Linked DNA regions of Homo sapiens: region 1 is linked to region 2. Evidence: read pairs that join two places in POLR2A ChIA-PET (ENCODE). Cell type or tissue: Panc1. All regions are shown on one strand. Links, peaks and the distances in the headings refer to the core of each region. The heading gives the core; the rest is flanking DNA.

What was found. Peaks named below come from ENCODE experiments on the same cell type or tissue, not always from the same donor. Only the 100,000 strongest peaks of a DNase experiment are listed, where the experiment ranks them.
Region 1: POLR2A ChIA-PET joins it to region 2 with 13 read pairs; 3 of 35 experiments call an interaction of 5 or more read pairs at or near these places.

Annotation. Positions count from the first base shown.
Region 1 is chr14:55,005,218-55,009,616 of GRCh38, reverse strand. WDHD1 (WD repeat and HMG-box DNA binding protein 1) reads left to right here. Exons shown (of 26, transcript NM_007086.4): 5 at 898-1,009; 6 at 1,251-1,301; 7 at 2,242-2,337. It also overlaps the pseudogene RPSAP13. Among named protein-coding and RNA genes, the nearest start is that of WDHD1, 20 kb to the left of the region's middle. In Panc1, for the core only: no CTCF peak of the experiment used is centred there; no DNase peak of the experiment used is centred there.
Region 2 is chr14:55,119,329-55,123,727 of GRCh38, reverse strand. LOC124903319 reads right to left here and starts at 878. Exons shown (of 3, transcript XM_047432036.1): 1 at 529-878. The coding sequence starts at 673. In Panc1, for the core only: no CTCF peak of the experiment used is centred there; no DNase peak of the experiment used is centred there; H3K27ac peaks cover 1,311 bases.

The DNA of each region.
Region 1 (4,399 bases), core at 122-4,121, 110 kb after region 2:
CTATTAAAAATACAAAAATGAGCTGGGCATAGTAGCGGGTGCCTATAATCCCGGCTACTTGGGAGGCTGAGGCAGGAGAATTGCTTGAACCCGGGAGACAGAGGTTGCGTGAGCTGAGATCACGCCATTGCGTTCCAGCCTGGGCAACAAGAGTGAAACTCTGTCTCAAAAAAAAAAAAAAAATTATTTTACTTAGAACTTGGGCTGTACAGTCAGAATATTTTGGAGTTTCTCTTGATGCTTCTTTGTCATAGGAAAACAATATAGTTGGTTGAATTGCTGAGGTGAAGTGAAAGGTATAGTACTTTTAAAAATGGTTGTAGCTATAATTAGATTAGCAAATAATAGAAGCTTAAGATGTAACTAAAGAAGCCATTTAGGAAGTGTTTGTATTTTAGCATAATGGGAAATCTTGACTTGTGTTTTCAACATATTTATAGAGCAAAACTAAAAGGTAAGCCATTAAATTTGGGTGCCAAATTTTATAAGTTGCCATAAAGATTTTGTGATTTTAAAATACTTGGACAGGCGTAGTGGCTCATGCCTGTAATCCCAGCACTTTGGGAGGCTGAGGTGGGCGGATCACAAGGTCGGGAGTTCAAGACCAGCCTGACCAACATGGTGAAACCCCATCTCTACTAAAAATACAAAAATTAGCTGGGCATGGTGGTGCACACCTGTAATCCCAGCTACTCGGGAGGCTGAGGCAGGAGAATCGCTTGAACCTGGGAGGCGGAGGTTGCAGTTGAGATCGCACCACTGCACTCCAGCCTGGGTGACAGAGTGAGACTCCGTCTCAAAAAGAAAAAAAAAAAAAAAGAAATATTTGGATCATAGCTTTTAGGAGAGGCCTTTGTGTTAGCATTTATTCATTTGCGTTACTCTTTTTGTTCTTAGTGATTTTCTAGTCAAAATTGTGGATGTGATGGATAGCAGCCAACAGAAAACATTTCGAGGACATGATGCCCCTGTTTTAAGTCTTTCCTTTGATCCTAAGGACATCTTTCTGGTAATTATTTTTTCCTTCTCTTTTTGTGTTTTTCCTGAATATGTTTAAAAATATATTTCCTACTAACTCTCTAAAAAATTTTCTGCTAACTCAACTTTTCAACCTTTGTTTTATTCAGTAAGAGAGTTAGCAGGAAATTTCACCCAGTTGATAAAAGGGCTTTTTGATTTAATTAATTGAACCACTTTCCATGTAGTATTATGGCTATGACTATAGAGAAATGTATTGTTTATTCCTGCAGGCATCAGCTAGTTGTGATGGATCTGTCAGAGTGTGGCAAATTTCAGATCAGGTAAACTCAGCAATTTAAATTTAAAGTTTTTTGCCCATTTCTGTAATAAATTGTTATATGTCGTATTACTGGGCCAAATTAATAATTGCTTTTCTTTGGAATTTGTTTCTTTGGTACCATTAAATACTGTTTTTGTGATCAAAGTCCACAGTATTCTAGTGCCAAATAAATACGTTGAAGACTAATTGCATTTTTACCTAATCACAAGGGGAATGATAATCTTATATTTAACTTTTTAAGTTTTGTAAATGAAGGGAATAAATTCAGTTATTTTATATTTACAATGTAATGACCATGCGTTGGGCCTTGGGTTAGATGGTTGGGGATAAAAAATTATGGGTCACATTTGATTTGGAGAGTCACATATACAGTTTATTCAAATGCAGCCTAATAAAGGTTTTAAAGGAGGTACGAAATAAGGTGTTCTCCAGATTGGCAGAGGGAACAGTTAAGTCTGCCCAAGGCAATCCAAGATGGCTTGGCATTTCTAGAGAGAATATGAATGTAATTGACTAGAGAAATATCCTCCACAAATATGCCTTAATATCCACAGTTCCTTCCCTTCATTCTTGAGCTATTTAAAAGAAGCGACTTTGACACTTTAACATTTTATAGTAGACCATTGAAGTTTTATTTTTGTAGTCATTCTAAGAATTTCACGTATTGGGGTTTTGTGTATGTGTGTATGATTATTCAATGAGTATATCATTTGTTTATTCTGCACAGAAAATACTCTAGTTATTTAAGATTTGTACTCATCATACCTTTGAAGGACTTAAAGCAGTTTAGGTATATCAGGTATTATTATAATTAAGGTGCATTAAGTTGCATTTTTCTGAGATATATATTGATTTGAAGAACCTTTAAATATATTCAGTTCTGCATATATTTTGGGGGGGATTTTCATAAAGGAAAGAAATTTTCTTTTTTTACCAATTAGACATGTGCTATTAGTTGGCCACTGCTACAAAAATGCAACGATGTGATAAATGCAAAATCAATCTGCAGACTTGCTTGGCAGCCAAAAAGTGGGAAGGTAAGTGATTCTTATTTTTCTTTTCTTTTCTTTTTTTTTTTTTTTTTTATTAGAGATGGAGTCTCACTCTGTCTCCCATGCTGGAGTGCAGTGGTGCAATCTCGGCTCACTGCAACCTCTGCCTCCCAGGTTCTAGCAATTCTCCTGCCTCAGCCTCCCGAGTAGCTGGGATTACAGGTGCACACTGCCATGCCCAGCTAATTTTTTGTATTTTTAGTAGAGAGGAGGTTTCATCGTGTTGCCCAGGCTGGTCTCGAACTCCTGAGCTCAGGCAATCCACGCACCTCAGCCTCACAAAATGCTAGTATTACAGGCGTGAGCCACCGTGCCTGGCATGATTCTTATTTTTAACCTTTGTTTTATTCAGTCCTTTTCAACTTTGAGTGTAAAAATAGTTTTTTTAATTACTTTTTAAAAATTTGGATTATAAATTTTAGAGTACCAAGCCAAATAATTAGTATTGAAATGCTTTAAGAAACATTTGAACTTTTTCAAGATTCATTTTGAAGTATAAATTTTGCATGAATGAATTAATTTTATATTTTTGTTCACATTCATGCTTAATGGAACAACTCTGGAGACAGTCTTATTATGTCCATTCTCACCATTAGTACCTAACATTTTGGAGGTACTAACTGATACAGTTAGACAACAGAAAGATATGAGAAATTTGAAAGGAAGAAAGAGAATGTTCATTATTTGCAAAGGAAATGTTTGTATATGAGTAAATCCCAAGAAAATCAACTGGGGAAGAAAATCATTACTACTAATAAGAAAATTTAGTAAGGTAACTGGAAGCAAAATTGTTTGTATACAGGATTGTTATACAAATACAGGATTGTTATCCTGTATACAAACAATAGCCATTTAGAAAGCATGTAGGAAAAATAATGCATTTACTTTTAAATTGAAAAAGATACAGTAACAGGTTAAATGTACAAGAAATGTGAAAGATCTATATAAAGAAACTTTTAACATGCTACCAAGAGAAGTAAAAGAAGACTTGGATAAATAGAAACATATATTCTTAGAAAGGAATTATTTGATATAAATAAAGATGTCAGTTCTTCCCTAAATTAATCTATAGTTTTGATAACATTCACATATAAAACAACAGCCTATGTGTGGTGGCTCACACCTATAATCCCAGCACTTTGGGAGGCTGAGGCAGGAGGACCGCTTGAGCTCAGGAGTTTGACACCAGCCTGGGCAACATAGCAAGACCTCGTCTCCACAAAAAAATGAAAATTAGCCAGGTGTGGTGGCATATTCCTGTAGTCCCATCTACTTGGGAGACTGAGGCAGGAGTATCACTTGAGCCCAGGAGATTAAGGCTGCAGTGGGCTATGATCTTGTCACTGTACTCCAGCCTAGGCAACAAAGCAAAACCCTGCCTTAAAAATAAAATGTCTCATCTGAAGGCTCTAAGGAAAAAAAAAAGAAAACAAAGTAAAATAAAGTACCAATAAGATGTCTAGGAGGACCAAATTGAGCTGATTCTAAAGCCCATGAGGGCTTTCTGCACTACCCAGAGAAGGATCCTTATGATGTTGTTCTGGATTCCCATCGTAACTTAAAGGGAAACTTTCACAATGTCTAGAACCTCTATGTCCTGCAAATGAAGGAGGAGGATGTCCTTAAGTTCCTTGCAGGAGGAACCCACTTAGGTAGCACCAGCTTTGTCTTCCAGATGGGACAGTACATCTATAAAAGGAAAAGTGTTGGCATCTACATCATAAATCTGAAGAGGACCTGGGAGAAGCTTCTCCTGGGAGCTTGTGCCATTGTTGCTGTTGAAAACTCTTTCAATGTCAGTGTCATATCATCCAGGAATACTGGTCCGAAGGCCATGCTGAAGTTTGCTGCTGCCACTGGAGTCACTCCAGTTGCTGGCTGCTTCACTCCTGGAACTTTCATTAACCAGATCCAGGCAGCCTTTTAGGAGCCACAGCTTCTTATGGTGACTAATCCCAGTGCTGATCACCAGCCTCTCACAGAGGCATCTTATGTTAACGTACCTACCATTGCTCTGTGTCACACAGATTTTCCTCTGTGCTATGTG
Region 2 (4,399 bases), core at 267-4,266:
GTGGCGTGATCATGGCTCACTTCAGCCTTGACTTCCTGGGCTCAAGTGAATCTCCCATCTCTGCCTCCCACGTAGCTGGAACTACAAGCGCGTGCCACCATGCCGGGTTAATTTTTGTATTTTTTGTAGAGATGAGGTTTCGCCATGTTTTCCAGGCTGGTCTTGAACTCCTGGGCTCAAGCAATCCATCCACCTCAGCCTCCCAAAGTGCTGAGACTGCAGGCGTGAGCCACCGCGTCCGGCCCACCTCCCCTTTTCGCATCCTTTTTCTGCTCAGGCTTGCTGACGCTTGTCTCTGTCACTTGCCACCAAGGGGCCCTCATACAGAATATAGACCCAAATGGGGCCTCACTGGAGGCCACCTGACTGTGGAGGGCTGGGTCCTGTGTGTGTGCTGGTGGAGACGTGAGCCAGAGAGAGCTGGCTTTCAGTGTTGTCACCATGGTTACTGCTATTTGACTCATGTTGTAGGATTTCCCCACTGAATCCCACACTGCCCACCCACTGATTCCCACACTGCTGGCTTACAACTCAGGGGGAAGTCTTTCCTGGGAAGCTGGGGTTGGGCTGCACCTTCCCTGCGAGGCAGCTCATCCTGGCCCACTGTCAGCTCAGATTTGCCCGGATCCACCATGTTCTGGCCTCCACCTGTGGCATTCTCCAGGACTGTCATCCTGCCTCCTACCTGTCCCTCTGCAGATTCTGTCCTCTTTTCTCTACACCAAAGTCATACTCTTTTTCTCCCCAAGAACAATAGACTTGCTTATATGGATTTCCCCCAGCCTTTTACTAAAACTGGAATAGTCAAAATCCTCTCTGGGCGCTGCCAGCCTGTTATGTTACAGAGAGCAGAGGGAGGAGGCCAGGGCCGCTATTGATAAGCGTCGCCTGCAATGAAGTGGGAGTGTTCACAGTGCAAACTGACCCATGAGGCTTGCCAGGGCTGTGGCAGGGTGGGGTGGAACAGGACTGACAGGCTCCTGTTTCTTCCAGATCTGCACATTGGCAACGTGCCATGAATATTTTCAATATGTCTGCTAGCCAGCAACCATAAATATCTCTGTGGAATGAGCTGGGGAGATCTAGTTTGTGCAGAAAATCAGGGAACGTGGAGGAGGATTTGCCCCTCTCTGCACTTTTGAAGGGCGTGCCATGTGCTTCTGCCAAGGGCAGAACCAAGGTTGCAAACTTCACAGAGAAGCTAAGAGACGTGTAGTTAGGTCTGGCTGTTTACTATAAACTGTGGAAGTCTATTGACTACAAATGCACAATCTAAATCATAGCAAGAGCATGAGGCAGGTAGTTTTCAGAAAAGAGCTAATTCTTTCTCATCCAGGTTGCAAGTCAGAGCTCTCCAAATGCCTCGTTATCATTAGCAGCAATCATGAAATCCTCAGCACTACTGGCCCCTGGTCCTTTGAGAGTAAAGGTCAGAGGTCTTACAATTGAGTAAGAAGTTTCTGTTTGTTCTATACCTAGCATAGAATTACAGATGGGGGAGGAACTAGGCCATATAGGCCATAAAAAGTGCAATTTATGTTTATAGAGATGAGAATGAGCACGATTACATTTAAGTTAACAAAAGCCCTTTCTAGGGGCAAAGGAAAAGTCAGAGCTGGGTAACTGATTCCTGGAGATGTACTGGTATTCAAGAAAGAATTTACCTGCTATGGAGATAGTATTCCAGGAGGTAAACTTTTGTTTATTATCTCCCTTGGAGATAAACAAGTTTCCACTATAACCATTATTAGCACCCAGTGCTCGTTCTGTCTCTGCTGCCAATTCATTCATTCATTCAGTTATTTAACATGTCATCATTCACACATTATCATATCTACTGTCCTCCAGACTTCTGCTCTGGTAGAAGTAGAGGACACAGGCTGGGCACGGTGGCTCATGCCTGTAATGCCAGCATTTTGGGAGGCCGAGGCGGGCGGATCACAAGGTCAGGAATTCGAGGCCAGCCTGGCCAACATGGTGAAACCCTGTCTCTACTAAAAATACAAAAAAAAAAAAAAAAATAGCCAGGCGTGGTAACAAGTGCCTGTAGTCCCAGCTACTAGGGAGGCTGAGGCAGGAGAATCCCTTGAACCTGGGAGACAGAGTTTGCAGTGAGCCAAGATCACGCCACTGCAGCCTGGCAACAGATCGAGAGTCCGTCTCAAAAAAAAAAAAAAAAAAGAAGTAGAGGACACAAAAGTAGGAAAGACATGTTCCCTGCCCCCAAGGATCCCCCAACTGTTGGATCAGACACACACATGAACAACTAACCCCAGTACAATGCAATAACTGCTGGAGTAGAGGAATATTACCCGTGCTATGGAAGGACAACGCGAGGAACACTTCATTCTTCCTGAGAGTTGGGAAAGGTGGGGCAGGCCCGTGGAAACAGCCTGATCAAAGCCAATGAGGATTAGGGTGCGGGTGTGGTAGCAATAAGACTGAACATTGACATTCGGTTTATCATATGCCTGCAGATATTCTGGGCATTTTCTATACTTTAACTCATTTAATGCTCACAACAAACCTATAAGGTAGATCTTCTCATTTTGCTGCTGAGAAAACAGAGTCACAGAGAGTCAAATAACTTAATCAGGGTCACACAACTGGTAAGTGTCAGATTTGGGGTTTGAAACCAGGCAGGAAGGCCTCGAGTCCATGCTGTGAACCACAATGCCCTACTACCTGATCCGGGAGCACATGGGACGTTTGGAGGAAGGGAGGGGTGCTGTAGTCACATTCGCAATGGCCTTTAATGCCATGTGCTTTAACCCAGTAGGAGAAATTTGCCCTAGAGGGATAATGCAAGGGCTGGGTGGGGAAGGGGAAGAGAGACAGAAAGGAGAAGACCAAGAGAGGTTATTGCAACACTCTTAAGAGAGAACCCAGGGCAGTGGCGATGGGACCCGGAGGAGCTTATCTCCATTTGCTTACTGGTGAAGTTTGCAGCCAGATGGCAAATGCCTGGCATGCCTTCCACCACCCAAGGCAGAGGTGATAACAAATCACGCTACTTTTTCTTGCTGAGGTCAGATGCTGCCTCAGAATCTTTCTCAACACAGTGCTCCAGGCAGCCACTTGCCAATCAGTCACAGCTGGTACATTAGATGAAACCTATTTGTCATCTCTCATTGTGACAGACATTTTCAGGTGAACACAATGGCAGACAGAATGTCCCAATAAGGTGAAAAAAAAAATGTAGTCACAGATAACTTGGAAGTTTCTGCTATGGGTCCCTGAATGGAAAGCCATGCTGTGGATGGTGACGGAGAACAGAGAAAGACTGGGTTGGGAGGGAAAACCATGAGGTTTGTTTTGCACATCTTCAGATTTGAAGTCCAACAGGGCATTCAAGAATAATGGCTGACATGAAAACATGGGTCTGAGCTCAGGAGAAACTCAAATTGGAGGTGTAGGGGAGAGTGCCATTGAAGGCTTGAAACTCAGTGCCATCTCCCAGAATGGACAGAAGACAGAACAGGGCCAAGACTGGAACCTGGGGAACACCAGTCCCTATGTGGTGTAAGGAGAAAGAAGAGAGGCTTGTCTGATGGGGGAAGAACTTTTCCAGGTGGAGGCAGTCAGGGCGTTAGACACAGTGGAGAGATCAGGAGCCACAGTGAAGGCTGCGGTGAGGATTCAGTAATGGCGAGGCCTTTGTGGCCAGTCCTGAGACAGAATTTCCAGTAGGTTGGAGAAAGCCAGTGGGTACCAACTTACATGGTTTGTTGGCTAAAAAGAAGGTGAGGAAGGTAAGACTATTTGGAGGCAGGGTTAAAAGGGGAAACCAGAGCATGTTGCTGATTGGGAGGAAGGATCAGGTGAACAGGTTAAGGCTGCAGTTGCAGAGGGACAAGAAGGTTAGGAAGGAATGAGTTAAGAACAAGCAGGATTTCTCCTTGGAAAGAATAGGATTTGTCAGAGTGTCATTTCATATTTATTGGTATGATTCTTACCACTTAATAATAGGGCTCTGTCCTTTTTTGGTCACTCTTTTATCCCCAGTGCCTAGCAAAATACCAGGCACTAAATGAATACATGCCAAATAAAGTGAATAAATGCCAGAACATCTCTTTTTCCTAGATATGAAGGAGTCACCAGCGTCGATGTTCTATTTATTTAGAGACAGGGTCTTTCTCGGTGGCCCAGGCTGGAGTGCGGTGGTGTAATCATAGCTCACTGCAGCCTCAAACTCCTGTGCACCACTTTGCCCAGTCTGCCAATGTCCTTGATGGCAGGAGATGGAGAAAATCACCTTTAGTTGGTGAGAAAGAGGGTGGTGGGAACAGGAGTGAAGGAACTGCTATAGTCATGATCAAATTCCCCAGAATTCATATAAAAGCTACACCAGAATTTTCATTCTTAAAGGCAAAGTAAGGAAGGGAAGGCCATGGTCATT